Regions from separate parts of the Mus musculus genome. Here regions 2, 3, 4 and 5 are each linked to region 1. The links are chromatin loops, found by intact Hi-C in ENCODE. Cell type or tissue: heart. All regions are shown on one strand.

What was found. Hi-C counts contacts between places; a loop is a spot of excess contacts. Peaks named below come from ENCODE experiments on the same cell type or tissue, not always from the same donor. Only the 100,000 strongest peaks of a DNase experiment are listed, where the experiment ranks them.
Region 2: a loop joins it to region 1, with 2.9 times the contacts of the local background. A loop is called at or near these places in 4 of 42 quality-filtered maps.
Region 3: a loop joins it to region 1, with 2.6 times the contacts of the local background. A loop is called at or near these places in 7 of 42 quality-filtered maps.
Region 4: a loop joins it to region 1, with 4 times the contacts of the local background. A loop is called at or near these places in 7 of 42 quality-filtered maps.
Region 5: it touches region 1 in a loop (2.3-fold over the local background); 2 of 42 quality-filtered maps call a loop at or near these places.

Annotation. Positions count from the first base shown.
Region 1 is chr11:106,787,312-106,791,311 of GRCm38, forward strand. Ddx5 (DEAD box helicase 5) reads right to left here and starts at 1,183. Exons shown (of 13, transcript NM_007840.3): 1 at 962-1,183. The coding sequence starts at 1,005. Cep95 (centrosomal protein 95) reads left to right here and starts at 1,941. Exons shown (of 20, transcript NM_177088.3): 1 at 1,941-2,066; 2 at 3,420-3,548. The coding sequence starts at 2,048. In heart, a CTCF peak has its summit at 2,052 (motif pointing left); DNase peaks (open chromatin) are centred at 370, 1,280 and 1,610; H3K4me3 peaks cover 3,300 bases; H3K27ac peaks cover 2,806 bases.
Region 2 is chr11:106,978,589-106,982,588 of GRCm38, forward strand. No RefSeq gene overlaps it. Among named protein-coding and RNA genes, the nearest start is that of Gm39424, 19 kb to the right of the region's middle. In heart, a CTCF peak has its summit at 2,070; a DNase peak (open chromatin) is centred at 2,003.
Region 3 is chr11:106,997,261-107,001,260 of GRCm38, forward strand. Kpna2 (karyopherin (importin) alpha 2) reads right to left here and starts at 2,265. Exons shown (of 11, transcript NM_010655.3): 1 at 2,099-2,265; 2 at 1-75. The coding sequence starts at 52. It overlaps Gm39424 (a long non-coding RNA gene), which reads left to right and starts at 2,209. Exons shown (of 3, transcript XR_880255.3): 1 at 2,209-2,289. In heart, a CTCF peak has its summit at 2,237; a DNase peak (open chromatin) is centred at 2,271; H3K4me3 peaks cover 2,950 bases; H3K27ac peaks cover 2,197 bases.
Region 4 is chr11:106,918,951-106,922,950 of GRCm38, forward strand. Smurf2 (SMAD specific E3 ubiquitin protein ligase 2) reads right to left here and starts at 1,765. Exons shown (of 19, transcript NM_025481.3): 1 at 1,231-1,765. The coding sequence starts at 1,282. In heart, a CTCF peak has its summit at 2,023; DNase peaks (open chromatin) are centred at 1,161 and 1,871; H3K4me3 peaks cover 2,495 bases; H3K27ac peaks cover 2,021 bases.
Region 5 is chr11:106,275,112-106,279,111 of GRCm38, forward strand. It overlaps Tcam1 (testicular cell adhesion molecule 1), which reads left to right and starts at 1,611. Exons shown (of 8, transcript NM_001379686.1): 1 at 1,611-1,682. In heart, a CTCF peak has its summit at 1,551; a DNase peak (open chromatin) is centred at 1,490; H3K4me3 peaks cover 695 bases; H3K27ac peaks cover 1,039 bases; H3K27me3 peaks cover 291 bases.

The sequences.
Region 1 (4,000 bases):
CTGACCAGATTACAAGGACAAGAGTTAGAGCCTCCATCTTCTCTCCCCACAGAGCTTAGGCATTAGCGTCTAGGAGCTGGGCAAGAAGGGAGGAGCTTAGGAAGGTTATTTTTGCCCGTTTTCATCAAAGGACCTAATCTTAAAGAAATAACGGGGCCGCAAAGGCAATGTGAGCAGCTGAACGAGGCTAGCACGGCGGACAGGGTAGAAAGGGGAACAGGCGCCAGCGAGCCGAGTCTAGGGAAACGCCGCGAACGGCTGCAAACCAAGGTAACAAAATTATATAACGCGAGGGAGAAAAAGAGGAGGAGCCGAAAGCAACCGGGGGAGGAGTCCCGGCCCGGGCGGCGTTCCCGCTGGGGCGGCGCTTCCTTCTTTGTCTCGCATTTCTCTCTGCGCCACATTTTCTCGCCGCTGCCATTTTGAGCTCCTCCGCCGGGCGGGGTAACAAAGGCGCCGCCGCCATGTCCGAGGCCGGCATTTTGTGGCTGCGGCTCCGCCACATGGCCGAATCCGCCGGCGTAGGCCACCCAACGGGGCACAGGGGACCTCGAAAGCGCCCCTTCTTTCCCCCGGGGATACCGGAAGGGGGGGCCCCCCTCAAAAAACAACCCAACGAAAGATTGCGCAAACGACGCCGGGAACCGCCTCAAAGGCGCGGCGCTTCCCGACCGAAAACACTCCTCCGGGTTTCCCTCAACAGCCGCGAGGTCGCCGGGCCGCCCCGGGTCCCGGCCCACCCTCCCGGACCAAAAAAAAAAAAAAAAAAAAAAAAAAAAAGGTTGAACGCCATTACCCGAAGCGTAGCCTTTAACGGCTTTTAACCGGACGTGTGACAAAAGCCAGGCCTCCTTTCAGGAAGGGAAAAAAAAAAATCTAAAGGTCGGTTGGGAAGGCGAGCCTTCGGCCGCGCCGCTCTCCCATCCCCCACCCGGCCTGACAGGTCTCTTGTCACACTCACCCTCGATCCCGGCCGCGGTCTCGGTCACTAGAATAACTCGACATGGCGTCAATGGTGGCGGTGTGCGGGCGGAACCCAGTGAAAGTAGAATCCTGCGGCGACGAGTCGCGGAGAGAAGGCCTCGGCGACGGCGAAGCCTCTGCGGGGGCGTCACCAGCGGAGGGGCCGGTGGTGTCGAGGGCCGGAGCTGCGAGGGCAAGGACCGATGGAAATGAATGAGGTGCCGGCTGCGTCCCGGCAGCCGCTTTTATAGTCTGGACCGCCTCCTCGCCGCAAAGCACGCTGGGAGCCGCTCTATGACCTAATCACCCCGCCCCCCTGGCTCGGAGGCCCTCAACGCCCGCCCGCCCGGGTTCCGGAATCCGCCATGTTCTCGCCCCTCCCCCTCCGCGGGCGGGCGCTCCCTCCCCGGCGCCCGTTTATTACTCGCTTCACGACTGGGTGACACCACTAGAATGCCTCGCCCCGACGCCCTTTTGGCGACACCGCCGTCTCTCGTCTCGCTACACCTCAGACAAGCTGCTTCCCCGTGGCCAGACGGTCCTTAAAATGGCCAGCGCCAGCCATTCCACCGACTCTACTTGAAGATGTTTACGTCTCCACAGACTCCCCCCACGCCCATAACCGAAGGAGACCAGGGAGGCGGAGCTTGGCCTCATCACGTGATCGGACCCAGGGCAAGGCGGATCGCACTACTTCCTCGCTTGGTCTCTCGGCGGAGGAACACCAAACCACCAACTCACCGGAAGCGCGGCTCCAACGCCCCCGGGGAGATCGGCCGGGCTGCTGGGTGACCTGGCTGCCCTGCCCGCCGATCTGAGAACCCGTAAGCGGGATCTTGACCGCGGGGAATGGTATCTGGAGCCCGCAAACTGCCGCCTCAGCGCGTGCTGCGAGGAAGTGCTCCTCTGCTGTCCAATCAGCGTCGAGAAGCCGTTTTAACGTCCCTCCCTCTTCCACCCCTCCTTCCCCGCTCGCTAGTGTCTGCCCCCTCCTCCTCCCGTCGGCTCGACCGAGTTCGACCCTTCTGGGACACCGTCGCCCGCGCTCTCGTCTTGGAGTCCGGCCGCGACCTCTCCTGGCAGTATGGCCAGCTCAGAGGCTGGTGAGTCTCGGCCTGGAGCCCTGGTGGTTTTGTACTGCAGCATTCCGCGGACCTTGGGCTGAATCTGAACCGCGTCTGCGCCGCTGCGGAGGCTCGGGACTGTCGGACACTAGTTGCAGTCGCGCGCGCGGTGGGGGGGGGGGTTCTATGAATTTAGGGTCTCAGCCTCGAAACCTCTTGCGGTTTCCAGACGTGGAACTGAGACTTGGGATGAGATAGGAACTCTTTGTCGAGCCTGGGACACCCGCATCCTGTCTATATAGAGCAGTCAAGATCCTTTCTTGGATCCGAATTTTTGTGGGGTATCTATCCACAGACTGTCTCTCTTTCCCCTTGCTTTGTTTGGACTAAGGCAGAACTTATCTTTATATTGATTTTTTTTTCCTTTTTGAGGCATAGCACTCATAAGTTCTTTTGATGCCCTCTAGAGTAACTGGCATTTTCTAGTACTGCCTTTGAAAAGCCAATTGATTCGGTTGTCTAGGACGCTTTCCTCTCTTTCCAAAATGGTTGTCATGGCTTGGTCAGCTGTGCGACATAGGCATCGGGAAGAGGGCATACTGGGCATGACATATTCAGACTATTGTCTCCAGAGCGTGTGTCAGTACTGGAAATGTGGCCAGTTCCAGTCATTTCAAGATTCAGGGGTTTCAAGTTTTGGAATTATTGCTGAAATCCTTAACCTTAGTCCTGCACTATCTAGGGAAGGGCAAGAGCTGGTTTTGGAAAACAATTAATGTGCTAATTTAGAACTTAGCGATTTGGGTTTTTTTTTTCTTCATTTTTTACCTTCGTATACATCAAATATAATAAAAGGAAAACTAACAAATGCATTAGTGTCGGTGTTGTCATTATTCAAGTTCCTAACAGCCTAAATTAATCCCTTATTTGGGCACCCGAGAGATCTTAACTTACACAAGATAATTGGGTAAAAACATGTCTAAAACTATTGGGAATTCTGAGCCACCTCCGTTAGTTTCTAGCAACTTTTAGATTATCATTTACAGCTGACTTATGACATTCCTGGTTACCTATAAATTTATTGTAACTAAAAACACCCATGTGAGTATAAAAATACTGGCAAATAGGATTTTAGGTTACAAGAATAAGAGTTGGGTTGGAACAGCTGTTTTGACTTCAAAGAAGCTAGCTAGCACAGGAAATTATCTTAAATACATCTTTTGAGAACTTGCCTGGTTGAGTCTTTGAAATTTCATAAGAGTCCTTATCTTGTACAGTTTCCAATGTATATTCTTGTGCAGCAGTGATTTTTAAATGTACATATATATGACTTTCTCTATTGCTATTGAAGACTGATTTCCCCCTCCTCCCACCCCACTTCTTCCCCAACAGAATGGGTAACAATTGCCAATAACCTCCTTTTTAAATGTCACATACACCTGAGGATACACGAACTTCAAGACTGTGATGCTAATGTTTTTATTGCCCTTTATCAATCCATTTTGGGAGAAAAGGTACCAGGTAAGGGTACTGAAAAGTGAGAATAATTTTATGTCTTAGGTCACAGGTTTCCTTTGACATAGAATTTTGTTTCCCTTTCAATATCTTATTTCTATCCAAATATGGTGCAAGTTGCTTTAATGAGTACAGTATGGACCTCACCCATAATAATAGCCATGATTAAATAAATGGTTTGGCGTTTATTTGAATTAATCCCCATTTGACTCAATCTCATATAGTTCATTCATGCCTTTAAAAACGTTATTTCTGTAACTACCTTCAAGATTCTAAATTTGAATAGGTCTTGAAATTTATTGGATCTTAACTACTGATTATAGATAAGAATTAACATTATAGTGAAGTGTGTTGGCCAGGCTGGTCTACATAGTGAATTCTAAAGTTACATAGTCCTTGTTTCTAAAAGGGAAAAAAAATGTTGTTTGTATTTGGTTAACCTAATTTACTGAGAAGAT
Region 2 (4,000 bases), 190 kb after region 1:
GCCAGGGATAGAGGTCACTACTCACTGTGTTCACCCACCTCCTTTCACATAGTAGGAGTACAAGCTGCCTGTGGTAGCTCAAAATGTATGGGCAGGAAAACCAGGAGTTCAACCAGCCTAAGCTAGGCTGTCTCGGAAAAACCAAACATAATAAGAATCAAGTAGACAGGCCCCTTTCCTCCTGCACACAATCCTGCCTCTCCCAGTGAATCGGCTAGAACACCTGAACTACACACAAATAGGCCTAAGTCTAATTCCTCCCACCTGGCCTTCAGGCTCCCAACATACACGCAATGGTCATGACTCAAAAAAAGTGTATCAAGCCAGGTATGTGTGGGTGGCTCACACCTTTAGTCTCTACACTGGGGAGGCAGAGGCAGAGGCAGGTGGATTTCTGTTGATTCAAGGCCAACCTGAGCTACATAACAAGCTATAGGGAGATCCTGTCTCAAAATATATAGATAAAGAAAAAGATGGTTCAGAGGTTAGACGCGCTGACTGCTCTGGGAGAGGACCCAGGCTCAGTTCCTTGCACCCACGTAATGGTTGTCAACCTCTGTAACGCCAGTTCCAGGGAATCTCATGCTCTCTCCTGACATCCAAAGGCATCAGACACGCACATGGGGGGCACATACATATAAAATTTTGAAAATATAGTTTTTTTAGACAGGGTCTCATTATGTAGATCAGGCTGGCCTCAAATTCATAGAGATATGCCTGATTCTGCCTTCCCAGTGCTAGAATTTAAGCTATGCCTAGCCAAAAACAAATAAATAAACAAACAAATGAATGAATATTTTAAATTGTATGGAAAAGATAGACATCTCTTTCTGCCACCTTGGCACCTGCTGGGAACAGGACTACAAAGGGCAAATGTGTCTGGAAAATTGCAGTGCATGGCCACTTCTGCAGGCTATAAGTAGGTCCCGAACCACAGAAAGCACACGGCTCCTTAAAATTGAGGTTATTCATGCTGTTAGACAAGAGATGCACTTACCTATATGAAGCAAAAAGATAGCAGTTGGAGAGATGCCTTGGTTGAGGTACTTAGCGTTCTCCCTGCAGACCTGAGTCAGGTTCCCTACAGCCGCATGGGGCACTGTAACTCCATCTGATCTGGTGCCTCTGGCCTCCTCAGGTCCCTGAACACACGTGTACATACTTACACACAGACACAGACATGATTTTCAAGATAACTCTTTAAAAGGAAACCCCACAGGGACTCCTGCGGGCAAACTGAGCAAAGCCAGCACACTATGGTGGTTCACAAGCATCTGTGAGTTCAGTTCAAGAGAGATCCAGTGCCCTCCCTCTTCTGGCCTCTGTAGACACTGGGTACAGTATATGTACATAGCCACATACACACATGCATACATACATACGTACATGCACACATACATGCAGGTAAACCCTCAACATTGTACAGTACATTAAATAAATATAAGTTTCATCTATTTGCCAAGAGTGGTGGTACACACCTGAATTCCACCATCCAGGGGCAGAGATGGGAGGATCTCTGTGAGTTCAAGGCCAGCTTACAATCTGGAGAAAGGCAACTTGGGCCCCATGGGAACAGTGACTTCTGTGCTCTGGACCAAATTCCTGAGAAACCTCCCCTCAAAAGCCTTTGGACATAGACACCCCCCACACACACACACACACACTGAGATACCTGCACTGCAGTGAACTTAATCTAATAGGAATGGATTTGTTGGGGGAGCTATTCAGCATTTACACTGCAATTCCAGTACTTTGGAGGTGGAGGCACAAAAGTCAAGAATCCAGTGTTATCCTCAGCTACGGAGTGAATCCAAAACCAAGTTGTGTCCTGCCCTACTCGCTTTTAATTTTTAACCCTAAAACTAATCGAGAGCTGGCATCACTCATAATTTCATTTAGGAAGTCGATAGCAGTTTCATCTCTACCTTGGGGAGCTGTGCCGCACAGAGCAGTTAAACAACTTGCTGAAGGCCACACAGCGGTCTGGAGGCGTCCAGCCTGGATGGCAACGCAAATGGAATTCAAGAGCAAGGTTCTAACGCCCTAAACTCTACTGCCTCCCTGTGGTTATCTTTCTAGTTGCAAGGAGCCTTCCAGGCTTTTAAACCTTTCCTTAGGCTGAGTATGCACAGCCAACCTGGTTTATCAGACCCTGCCTCAAAATAGATAAAATGCATAAGTAAATAAATAAACCAATCCCAGGGTGTTTCCCTGGTGGCTGATTCCAGCTTAGCCTGGGGTACCTGGAAGCTGTCTCCTGAATCTTTTTTTTTTTTTTTTTTTTTTTGGTTTTTCAAGACAGGGTTTCTCTGTGTAGCCCTGGCTGTCCTGGCACTCACTTTTGTAGACCAGACTAGCCTCGAACTTAGAAATCCACCTGCCTCTGTCTCCCAAGTGCTGGGATAAAAGGCATGCTGTCTCCTGAATCTTTAAGCCAGGGTCTCATCCGCATGTGAGGACCCACACCTGTAACCCCAGCACTTGGGAAGCTAAGGAGGGAGGATTACTGTGATGTCCTGGCAAAGCCTGATTACAGAGGGAGGATTTACTCTCATTAGTGAACAACAGCAACACAGGGTTTGTAACAACAACAACAGTAACACAGAGTTTGTAACAACAACAACAGTAACACAGAGTTTGTAACAACAACAGTAACACAGGGTTTGTAACAACAACAGTAACACAGAGTTTGTAACAATAACAACAGTAACACAGAGTTTGTAACAACAACAACAGTAACACAGAGTTTGTAACAACAACAACAGTAACACAGAGTTTGTAACAACAACAACAGTAACACAGGGTTTGTAACAACAACAACAGTAACACAGAGTTTGTAACAACAACAACAGTAACACAGGGTTTGTAACAACAACAGTAACACAGAGTTTGTAACAACAACAGTAACACAGAGTTTGTAACAACAACAACAACAGTAACACAGGGTTTGTAACAACAACAACTGTAACACAGAGTTTGTAACAACAACAGTAACACAGGGCTTGTAACCTCCAAGCTGTTGACATTCCTAAGCATGGATGTGTCTTTACTGAGGCCTATTGTATGCATTATGGACGTTCAGAGGCAGTAAAATAGCCCTGTCTCACATGTGACAACCAAAACTGTCTCCACACTGTGACATGCCCCCTGAGGGAAGGGGAATTTCAAAATCTGCCTTTAGAACCAACAATTTAAATAGACTAGAATCTTAGGCTTTTTTTTTTTCTGTTTTTTTTTTTTTCCCTTAAGCCATTACCTGAAAGTTTGCTCTAATGTTTCAATGACCCAGTTAGAAATGGCAGTCATTTGAGGCCTGCTGCAGGCTGAAGCAAAGGAGGGAGGCAATTAATTACTCATTGCCTAACTCCATTCTTCCTTGCCATTGCTTTGGGCCTCTGGCTTCCCATCTGGCCACTATTTGTTGTCCAGGGTAACCAGTCTATCTCAGAGCTGGCTACCTTTCAATAATGACAGAGAGGACTTACCAGGCTTAATTAACTTAGATTTGTAAGGTTTCTTAGGAAGCCCAGAATACAATGGAAGTCTAAGATACCAGGATTCTCACATCCACGTTCTTAAAAATAACAATCCCTCCAAATGGTGGTGGTGGTGAATGCCTTTAATCCCAGTACTCAAATTGGATCTCTTGAGTTCGAGCCCAGCCTGGTCTACAGAGTGAGTTCCAGGCCAATCAAGACTACAATGAGAAACCCGGCCTCAAAACAAACAAACAAATTCCACATAAAAAGGATGACTGTCCAGAGTGTTACATGAACGGGTAAAGGGCCCTTCTGAACTGAACTTGAGGTCAGACAGAGGTAGAGAGAGACAGAGAGATAGATAACGACAGAGACAGACAGAGAGAGAGCAGGCACACGCCTTTCCAGTTGGTTGGCCTTCCTCTTAGCCTCTGCAGCAGGAAATTATTTAAAGTATTTCCTGAACAGCTGAAGTATGTTAGAAACCTGCTAGCTCTCTCCACATTAGTTCCGGGAAGGGA
Region 3 (4,000 bases), 210 kb after region 1:
TGAACCTGTTAAGTCGGGCAGCTGGTAAGTTAGCATTCTCGTTCGTGGACATGGCTGCAGGAACAAGGAGGAAAGCTAGGAGCCAAGGGAGGGTGAGAAGAAAAAAAAAGAAACAAAGAAAAAGTATTTTTAATAAGAATGCAACAGAAGCTGGGTAGAGTAATACACGCCTTTAATCCTAGCACTTGGGAGGCAGAGACAACCAGATCTCTATCAGTTTGAAGCCAGCCTGGTCTGTAGAGAGTTCCAGGCCAGCTAGGTCTACATAGAGAAACCCTATCTTAAGATGAAACAAACAGAAATATACAATAGCATGTTATAATCAACTAAATCTCAACTCCATTTCTATACTAGATTTAAAAAGCAGCAACGGTGGCACACGCCTTTAATCCCAGCACTTGGGAGGCAGAGGCAGGTGGATTTCTGAGTTCGAGGCCAGCCTGGTCTACAAAGTGAGTTCCAGGACAGGACAGCCAGGGCTATACAGAGAAACCCTGTCTCGAAAAACCAAAAACAAAAACCAAAAAAAAAAAAAAAAAAAACAAAAACAAAGATGACGACACAACACAGCCTGGCAGTGATGGCAAAGCACTCCAAGCACTCAGGAGGCAGAGGTAAAACGGATCTGAGTTTGTGGCCAGTCTAGTATACAGAGTGAATTACAGGACAGCCTGGACTACTCAGGAAACCCTGTCTCAAAAATATATAAATAAAATAAAAACAAAACAAAATCCTACAAGTTTTCATCATTATGGCTATAATACTAAGCCATAATTGCCCCTTACTACAAAGGCAACTTAACTGTCAATCAAAAAAAATTTTAAAAAAAGATAATTTAAAATTTCCACTAACCACAGTGAGCCCCGCAGTGGTGGCGCACTCCTTTAGTCCCAGCACTTGGGAGGCGGGAGGATTTCTGAGTTCGAGGCCAGCCTGGTCCACAGAGTTCCAGGACAGCCAGGGCTACACAGAGAAACCCTGCCTCGAAAAAACAAAAAGAAAGGAAGGAAGGAAGGAAATTAATTTTAAGACTTTTACCCAATATAGCTAAACTATTACCATTTGAGGATGTCATCAATACAGAAAAATTGAGATGTCTTACTGTTTTTATACACCTTCAAAATCCAATGGGTAGTTTAAGCACACGGGGCATCTCAACAGATTAGCGGCTTTTCAAACACTCAATAGTCTTAAGCCTCTAGCCAGCACGGTATTAAGTCAAGGATCTAAATTCTAGGCTCCATTAGTTAATAGAACACCAAGTAGGAGAACAATCTACGTCCTTTGTTTGTTTTATTTTTCGAGACAGGGTTTCTGTGTGTATCCCTGGCTGTCCTCGAACTCAAATCGGCCTGCCTCTGCCTCCCAAGTGCTGGGATTAAAGGCGTGCGCCAACAATGCCTGGCAACCATCTACGTCCTTAAGGCAATAAACGCAGCTCTCGTTTTCTGTTGATCGATGGCCAAAACGGATCCATACTAGTACCCTCTTGCAAGTTACATAAAGAATCGGTTCGTTCCATTATAGGGCCTTCCATCACATCATCGCTGTCAGCAATGGCATTAACGCCGCATCTTGCACACACTTCCAGAGAATGCATTCAGCCGGGATGACATCAGCTGTGATCAGTGGGGCTCGATAGAACCCAGGTGTGGTCGTCGCGAAGGGACAGGAACCCAAAGTACCCTGGTAAGCTAGTAGGTTTAACTGCTTTATGTCCGTCCTCGACCCTGACCCAGGTGATCCGGGTCAAGGGCTTAACTGGGGTGTCTTAACTGCCACCTTCATCCCCTGCCCAAAGCTGCGTCTCCTCCCCGGGGCAGAAGCATCAGGAAAGCGGCGGCACAGCCAGGTAGGTCCGCTCGACTGCGGCTGCCCTCCGGTCCCTCCACGCCGACCCGAGCCGCTCCCAGGCCTTCGCTGCCCTCCGCAGCGCCCGGCGTTGCCAACCCTGACCCCGGCGTGGCGAAACCAACCCGCCCCGAGGCCTGGTCGGAGCAGGGAGGCTCAGCTCCGGCCCGGGCGCGGCCTGCTCCCGCCCTCCGCCCCGCAGCCTTCCGTCCGGCCGTTACTGCTCAGGACCGGCTTCCGTTCCTACCTGTACAGCCGGCTCAGATTTCCACGAAAGGTGGTGCAGGACACTCAAGCTGCGGGTCGGCGGCTGTGGAAACGTCTGCTACCCTTCAGCCCTCAGATTTTGTGCCTCGTGCTGCCGGCCGGCGCGATTTAAATTTCCCGGTGACGCCGCGTTCCGATTGGCTGATTTGAGCCTAAGCTGCGCGTTCATTGGTAGGTTTGAAAAACACGTTAGGCGGGGGTGGGGGTGGGACGCAGACGCAGGTCGTAGGGGAAAAAAAAAAAAAAAGGTGGGGGTGGGGCGGTAAGCAGGGAAGCGTCGCGAGATGAGGGAGCGGCCGGGCAATCCCAGGGTGCCTTGCAGAAGGGTGACTCCAGATCTCAGCACACAGCATGGAGACCTGCGTTTCGTCTATGCTTAGATGGACACTGGGCCGTACCCTGTTTGCTTTCCCTGGGCTTGTCCTTAAACAAACACACGAAATTATTATTACACTTGTAAAAAAAGGCTTAGCTTGCGGTGATTGGCGCAGGCTTTTAATCCCAGCACTAGGAGTTCAAGGCAAACCTGGTTTATACAGCCAGGCCAACCAGGGCTAAATAGTGAGACCCTGTCTCAATCAACCAATCAGTCAATCAATCAATAAAAGAAAAGAGAAATATATTTACTTTAAAAAAATTTTACATCAGGAGCTGGTCACCGGGAGAACGTGGATCTGTGTGCCTCTTAACCATTAGTTGTATCACTATATTGTTTATAGTATTTGTTGATTATTTTATCTTTAGGCAATCATTAGTTGTATCGCTATATTATTGTTTGTGCTATTTACTGGTTATTTAATTTTTATCATGGGGAGTGGGATTGAGGCAGGGTCTCACATTAACAATAGAGCCCAGGCTAGCCTTGAACCTAATGCAATCCTTCCTCAACGTCAGTTCTGGGATTACAGACATGCCCCACTTTGTCCCGTGTGGTAAACTTTTAGATTACTTGGAAAATAAAGACAATGGAAGCCGGGCAGTGGTGGCGCACACCTTTAATCCCAGCATTCAGGAAGCAGAGGCAGGCGGATTTCTGAGTTCGAGGCCAGCATGGTCTACAGAGTGAGTTCCAGGACAGAAGCAAAAAAAAAAAAAAAAAAAGAAAAAGAAAAAGGACAATGGAAGCAGCAAATATGGTAACAATAATTTATTAGCCCGGTGGTGGTGGCGCACACCTTTAATCCCAGCACTTGGGAGGCAGAGGCAGGCGGATTTCTGAGTTCTCTGAGTTCGAAGCCAGCCTGGTCTACAGAGTAAGTTCCTGGACAGCCAGGGCTACACAGAGAAACCCTGTCTCGAAAAACAAAAACAAAAAACCAATAACTTATTAATACCTATTTTCTCCAAACCTTTAAAATTTTTTATTTATTTCTTTATTTTGCTCCCTTCCCCCAAACACACACACACACACACACACACACACACTTAATGGGTTTCTCTGTGTCTCTGTAGACCTGACTGAACTCCACAGACCTCAGAGTGCTGGGACTAAAGGCAGTGTGCCACCACTGCCTGCCTTCAAATACTTTAAAACTTGAGTAATTCTGAACACAGAATCACAAACCTTTGCCTAGACTTGCCAAATGTTAACATTTCGGCACATTTTAAAATATGTAACATGTATATAGTGTACACACACACACATATTTTAGCCTTTTCTCTAATTTGTTTTTGCTTTTCATGACATGGTTTCCTCTGTGTAGCCCTGGCTGTCCTAGAACATCCTCTGTAAACCAGGCTGGCCTCGAACTCAGAGATCCAAAAGCCTCTGTCTCCCAAGTGCTGGTGTTAAAGACATTTGTGTTATTAAAGGAGTGGGCCACCAAAGCGGCTTTTTTGGCCTTTTGATATCTCTTTAGCCCTAAATATTTGATAGTATATC
Region 4 (4,000 bases), 130 kb after region 1:
CAGCCTCAAAAGTAAAGTATTTTACTCTGTAGCCAACATACATTCCAACTAAGTTCTCAAATACCAAATTCACTTCAAGCTACCTAGAAAGTACAGCCGATGGACTGCCGGTTAACACACAAACATTCAACTACAAAGTTCACCCACAGAAATCTCAAAGTTTAGTGTGGGCAAACATAATTACAGCTTATCCTTCGCTGGCGCAAATGCATATGAACCAACTACAAAATGCCGTCTTCTTCACCACACATCTGAATATAAATGTGGACAATTTACTTGCTGTGAATGACGTGACTAGCTAGCAGAGGGACAATAGTTTCAATTACACGCTTTAAACCAAACGCAATTTTTCCTTAAAAGGAGGGGGACGTTGACCACGGAAGAATATCAGAAGTGGCATCGTAAGCAAATTATACCTGTAATATGTTAACAACTCCCTGCAGCTGGGAACATTAAACAGTCTTTCCCAAATCCCTCTGAGCATTCCTTTCCATTTAGAAAGAGGGTGAGAAGTGTGGAGAGGACTAGTGAAAGTTAGCTTAAAAGTTCGTATGCGTCCAGACTGAGAAACACATTGCAAAGCAAGGGATTCTAAACCAGGTCTGGAGTTAAGACATGAGCAACTAGTTCTGCGGCCTACAAGGAACAACCCCAAACATGCTACCCTACAATCAAACAACTTCCAAAACACAGAGTGTACAATGAGCCGGGAGTCGTGGGATCAGGCAGACACGCCGGAAAAGCCAACCACAGTCTCGGTCCCTCCCTCCCAGAGACGTGCGTTTAAGGTGTGTGGCACTGGCCACAGAGGTTGGCAGCACTGGAGAGTAAAGGTTTCACTGCCGGGCATAGGTAGGTGTCCAAGTTAACAACCCGGGAACACAAGCACTCTCCCGTTAAGCACTCACTCCATGTTTAAGGAGTGTTTACCGCGCGCAGTCAGCAACTGGATTCAGTAATCCCTTTCCCGACCCCACCTGGGCAGGAGCCCAGGGGCTGCTCCTGTGACCCCAGGAAACGAGACTTCAGGACCTCAAATCCGCCCTCCACGGGAGACCCACGGGCCACACACTGGGCGTTCTGAAGAATTTCCCAACCCCAGCTAAGTGGTTCTCCAATGACTCCCTAAACTAGGCCTTCCCACGCCCGGATTCCCGTCCAACGCCACCACCGACCGCGACCCCGGCCCTCTGCTTGCCCACAGGCGCCACAGCCGCCCGCCCAGCTCACCTGTCAGGCGCAGCTTGACGGGCCCGTTCCTCCGGCCTCCGGGGTTAGACATGTCCCCAGCGGCGGGGGAGGTGGCGGCGGCGGCGGCGGCGGCGCTCGCGGCCGGCGGGCCGGCGGGCGGGCGGGCGGACTGGGCTGGGCTGGGCCGACGGCGAGGCGCAGAGGAGTCACCACAGCGGCCGGGGCCGGGGTCCGAACAGCCCGCGCCGCGGCCGCCAGGGCCGGAGGGTCCCGGATGTGCCGAGCGCCGTCGCCATGAGCCGCGGAGGGAGCGGGACGCAGAGCTCCCCCCTCCTCCCACTTCTGCTTCCTCGGCCCGGGCCACACAACAAAGCGGCAGCCGCGGCCGGCCGCGCCGCCTCCGCCCCGCGCCCCCGCCGCCTCTTGTCCTCGCGGTCCGCCTCGGTCTCCCCTTCTCGGTGCCGCGAGGCCTGGGAGCGGACGGTGCGAAGTCTGCTGAGGCGGGCGGGTGCTCGGCCGCTTCCTCCTCCGCCCGCCCTCTTGTCTGAGAGAACCCGGTCCTGGGGCCGCAGCCGCTGCCGCCGCCGCCGCCGCCGCCACTCGTCGGCTCCTGGGGGCGGGGAGGAGACGGGGGCGGGGCCGGCGGGCGGGGCGGGGTTGCGGTGGGCGGGGCCGGCGAGGGGGCGGGCTTGTGGGCGAGGTCTCCTGCGCCTGGGGCGCCAGAGGAAGGCCTGGCTCCGCGCGAGCTGCGGGCAGCGCGTGCGCCACGGCCCAGACTGGGCCCCGAACTACACCGCCCGGCGGCGCCGGCTCGATGGCACCAGAGGGGCCTACTGACCAGCTAGCTCACTGAAAGATCGCCTGTGTCCCTACAGGGCAGAATGCCCGAGTAATACTCCCACTGCGCGCTCTGAGAGGCTGGCGAGAGTAAAGTTAGACCCAAGTCCGAAGAATTAATTCGCCAAGATGCTATTCCCACATCGAACGCTCCAGCAAATTCCCAGGAGTGCTTAGCTCTGAGTATTGTAATTGCCACCTCCACAGGCTCACCTGGTGCTCCATATCCGGTTACCTACCTGCTCGATTCTTCCCCCAACCCTGCCCAGGACAAGCATAGGGAGATAATACAAATGCGGCCAAAGACTGTGAACAAGATAGGTGGATATAGTGTGGAAAGCTCACGCAGTACTGTATTTTGCTGTCCCAGGAGGAAAAAAGAAAATGAATAGGACTGTAACTCTGACGCGGTGACTTACAACTAATAAGAACTTATTCTGGACAAATAAATAATGCAGGTTGTTTTGGGATTTTGTTTTGCAAGGTTGGGGTGAGAGTGCAGCCTAATAGTGAATTGTATTACATCAACTGCAACACATTTTTATGCAGCCATCTAAATGGCAATTGTGGTAGCCATGTAACATGTCAGACTTTATATGTAATGCAGGGTTTAAATGGAGAATACAAGTTTTATGTGCACGCAAGAGTAATAATGCAAACTAAGGATAAGAGTGTGGATTTGTGCCGGGCAGTGGTGGCGCATGCCTTGGGAGGCAGAGGCAGGTGGATTTCTGAGTTCGAGGCCAGCCTGGTCTACAAAGTGAGTTCCAGGACAGCCAGCGCTACACGGAGAAACCCTGTCTCAAAAAACCAAAAAAAAAAAAAAAAAAGAGTGTGGATTTATATCCATGTTAGCTTTGCTTTAAAGCTGTTATAACATTAATGCCGTTTAAACTGTTCATTGAAGCCTAATACATTTTAATCCTAAAACATTGCAAATGGTGACTTAAAATCTACCAGTTAAGACACTTCATTCTCCAGGTGAAATCCAAGAGCGTTTCATCGGTCTAAAAACACTCCTACGGATTAAAGTGATCCCAAAATCATAAGTTCTAGCAGTAAGACTTAAAATACAAGGGACAGCTCTAAAAATTCAATCAAGAAATACTAAGTGCTTATTATTCACAAAGCAATGAACAGGGCCCTTAAACACTTCTTTGTGCAATGTAAGATCTGAAGGCTCAGGAAATAATTCCCACAAAAGTTACTGTGGCGATAGAACAATTGCTACATCACTGTTTCAAACGCTAGGCTGAGACAATAAACTGAGCAGGCTGATGTATGCACTCTTCCTTTCCCTGGTTCTTATGGCCCACACTTTGTTCCCAACCACCCACTAGCATAATTTGTAGCTTTGTATTGGGAAATGGAAGTTAAGATTTCAGAAAATGGTCGGAAGCCTAGCAGGGGGTGGGAGGGTGGAAGACTGTTGTGAGTTTTAAGCAATACCTTCACATATGTGGCGGCTCAGGGAAATGGGCATAGGTTCAGACAATTCCGTTTAGACTTCCCTAAGAATAATGCTTTTAAACCATTCAGTCAGGGCTGAAGAGATGGTTTGTTGCTCTTGCAGATAATCTGGGTTCATCCCAGCACCCACAAGCTAGCTCACAACCATCTATAACCCCAGTTCCAAGGGATATGATGCTCTTTTCTAACTTCCATGGGCACCAAGCATGCATGCGATACACACAGATACATTCAGGAGAAGCATTCATACACACAAATAAGTCTTTTAAAAAGCTCAAAATATAAATAATAAGCAAAACCATTCAATATGTTGATAACCTCTGTGTAATGTTAGAAGTCAAATCCAGTGTCTTACACATGATAGGCAAGCATACTACCACTGAGCAACATCTATAATAACACTGTATTTGTTATTTTAGCTTTTATTTTACAGACAGGGACTCACTGTGTAAGCCTTGCTGGCCTGTAACTTACTATGTAGACCAGACTGGCTGGAAATGGA
Region 5 (4,000 bases), 510 kb before region 1:
GTTGGCAGTGTGCTCGCCTAGCATGCGTGGAGCCCTGCCTCCCATCCCTAGCACCACATAAAGCTGGGTGTGGTCATGCATGCCTGTAATCTCAGCACTTGGGAGGTGAAGGCCAGAGAAGTGGAAGGTCAGTTTCATTATTGGCTACAGTGTACATAATAAGATCCTGTCTCCAGAAGGTGGGGGAGGGGCTCCTTTGTTCAAAGAGCAGGAAAGCTAAGCCTGCATGAACTGGCCTGTGAATCTTCTGTGGGGTCAGCCAAGTTTGACTTGCTGCTCTGTAGAGCCAAGGCTTGCTGTTATGGTCCTAGTGTTTTCTTTATATCATGTAACAGCATCAGTGTCTGACAACAGAGAATCAGATAATGCACATGAAACAGTGTTACATGGTCAGTAAAAAGGATGCTGCAGGGATGGAGACATAGCTCATACATTAAAGCTGTTTTCCGGTGATATTGGCTATTTTTCTATTGCTGTGACAAAATGTGATGACCAAAGCAATTTAGAAAAGGAAACACTTAAACTGCATGTGGGGGGTGCAGACTTTTGGTCCCAGCACTCAAGAGACAGAGGCAAGTGGATCTCTGTGAGCTCAAGGCCAGCCTGGTCTACAAAGCCGTGTTGCACAAAGACACCCCGTCTTTAAAAACAAACAAACAAACAAAACCCATTTAATTGGCCTTATGGTTTCGAAGGGTTAGAGTCCATGCTAGGGGTAAAAGGCAAGGTGGTGACAACAGCTTAGAGCTTTCTCTTTCTCGACACCACCGTCATCTTCCACCCCCACCCCCATTCTGAATCACGTACTTCTGTTTTCCCAAATCTTTCCTAGCTCCTCAGCATGTCTTCCACCCCATCCAACTGGCTTCCTGCATGGGCCACCCTAGCCAATCCTCTGGCATTTCTTTTCCCCGAGAAAGCAAATCAGAACACTTCCATCCACGAACCCGAGTGTCCTCACTTATCTTCATCAGGGGACTTCAGAATGTAGCTCTCTGGGCTTCTCAGAACTCTCAGGGACTCTGAGCTGAGTCTGAGATAGGAGAGGCGCTTCCACCTTCCCTTCCATCCCGACTTTGGGAACAGCCCTGCTTTGCTGTATCACGCGATCGCAGGATTGCCTGTAAAGGACCCCACCGCTCTACATAGTCTAAACGCCGGTAACTTTTGGGAAAGCCTGTCTAAAGAGCTTAGTGCGGCATGGTTGACTTTACTGTCTGTCCCCACCTAGCTTATTGTCTACCAACAGCCCAAGTATCAAGGCATGACCTTGCACTGGTATTTCTCTTGCCACCAGCTCCCATAAGCAAGGGTTATGGGTCTGCATCACCAAGCCTCGCTCAGTAGCGATTGTCTAGAGACAAATCCGCACTCCTTTCGAAGCAGGAGATGGCTTCCCTACTCTTCTTCCGAAGCACCCAGCTTTTTAAGCTATTTGTTCACGCTTCTCCTCTCAGCCAATCCTGTTAAGAGGCAGAGTAAGCGTCACGAGTTTCTGGGCAGATCAGGGGACTTCGGCGCAGCACAGGCGCACAGCGCCCCTTACAGGAGCACGGACTCAACGGTTGCCGCACGTGGTGGTTTCGAGCGCGTTGGCGATGTCGCTGTTCAGTCTGAGGTCCCCAAGCATCGAGGAAGGTTCGGCAGTGAGGCAAGAGGGGCAAGACGACCGCTTTGACTCAGTGAGGATTTGGGTCCTATTTGGTTTGCTTGGATTTATGTCGGTTTGTACTTGTGAAATCCAGGAGAGGATCAGCTAGCAGGTGGGGGAGTTAGCCAACACGCCTGGAAGTATTTGGTTCCCATCTATTTCCAAGTGTTTTAAATACTGCCGTTAAATGCCTTCAGACTCAACTGTATGCACGCCACTTTCCCAGCGAAGGCTGGCCTTTTGATCCCCCATCCAAGTGTTCCTTCCCACAAGTATTAGTTTATATTTCCTTTGGTTCCACCATTGGTAATTGCTATAACCGTTCCAGTCTGTAGGAACCCATCAGTGGCTAAAACAAGGGACCCTTCCTTCATGGTGTTTATAGTGCAAGGAAGACAGACACAGCCTTTTTTCTTTTTCTTTTTTTCTTTCTTTTTTTTTTTTTTTTTGGTTTTGGTTTTGGTTTTTCGAGACAGGGTTTCTCTGTGTAGCCTTGGCTATCTTGGAACTCACTTTGTAGACCAGGCTGACCTCAAACTCAGAAATCCGCCTGCCTCTGCCTCCCAAGTGCTGGGGTTAAAGGCATGTGCCACCATGCCTGGCCGGACACAGCCTTTTAGTTCAGGGAAGAGAGGCACAGCGGAAACTTGGAAAAATGTTCCTGGCATACCACCACCACCACCACCACAAGCCATTGGCAAGAGAGATCTTTATTCAGTGGCCAAAGATGCTTCTCAATTCAGAGCTGGCTGACAGTAGTGGTCATGTTTTCTGAGACAAAGTCAGGACTTTCCAGGACTCAGGGTTAGGCAGTGCTGTCCCTTTTTGCTAATTTCATGGACTGATGATTGTAGTCACCACTGCTGTAGGTGACTTTAAAGGGGGGTGGGCTCTAGGTCAAGTTAACCCCGTATTATCCTTTTGAACCAAAGTGTTTTCAAATGGTCCCATATATCTGCATGCAACACTGTCTGAAGACAGAGGCAGGCCTCTTTATTCTCTCCAATCACTCATCCAAGGCTGGATTGAAGAGTGCTTTCAGTCTTCAGGATGTTTAGAAAAAAAAAAAAAAAAGTAACCCAGGCAACCATTCTTAACTGTGGTCAGTTGCAATCTATAACTGGAAGACCAACACTGCATTGCTACACTGTGTGACCTTCACAGTGAGTAGCTTTTTAAGTTAACAGAGAACAACTGAAATTAGGGGGAGTTATTTAGGTTCTCTCCGTGGTAACACTTACAGGGCATGGCCACCGTAAATGTGTTAGAGGTGATGTGTAGGATAGGAAAGGAAAACGGACCGACATTGTGGGTGCTGAGGGCTGAAGAGAGAGTAGTCAGGGTAAAGGGACCTCCTAAGAGATGAGCAGAGAGCAAGGGGAGGAGGGGATGGCTCCCAGGCAGAGAGGAGGCAAAGGCTGGAGTGTGGCTCCCGCTTAGGAGAAACCTCAGGAACACTTGAATGCGAATGGGCCTCGAGAACCCAACGTCCAAAGCACAGGATGTGGCTGAAGCCATACCTCACACATCTGGGATAGGTCCTGTCCCACAGCCAATCCCCAAGGGTCTGGACCGTGGGCCTGAACTTTCCAGTAGTTTAATCCTAGCTGGTCCTGGTGTTACACTCCTGTAGTCCCAGCATTAGGGAGAGATAGGAGGATCAGGAGTTCAAAGTCATCCACAGCCACATAGCAAGTTCAAGGCCAGCCAGCCTGGGCCACGTGAGGCTGTCTCAAAAACAACAAAGCCAAAGAAAAAAAAACAATTTAAGTTCTCTAAGTTGGGATATATTTTACAGAATAAACCAAGGAATACATAGACCATAGAGGGAGCAGATGCTAAGACTGCCAGCCTCGGAGTGACCAGACAAGTGTAGGCTGAGTGCTGGCTCACTCAGAATCAGATCAAATGCATGCTGACAAAATGATGAAGGATTAGAGCTGTGGGTGTGACAGGCAGATGGGAGGAGGGCATGACACAGCGTAGCGCACAGAGTGTCTGGGAACCTGGGATGGTGGCACAAGCCTTTAACCCAGCGTTGGAAAAACCAAGTCAGGAAGACTGTGAGTTCAAGGTTAGCCCAGGATAAATACAGATTGGCCTGGGCTATAGAGCAAGATCCTGTCTCAAAATAAAAGAAAGGAAGGAAGAAAGAAAGGATGGAAAGAAACAAGGAAGGAAGGATAAACACAGGTGTGGAGATGAGGGGTGAGGGGTGATAGGGTGATGACCAAAAAGAACCCTCACCTTTCCCTGTTTTCCTGTGTCTACTGAGGGGCACAGACCTAAACTAGTAGCAACTACAGGGAAAACCAACCAGTTTGACTGCAGTGTATCTGTTCCTTTGAG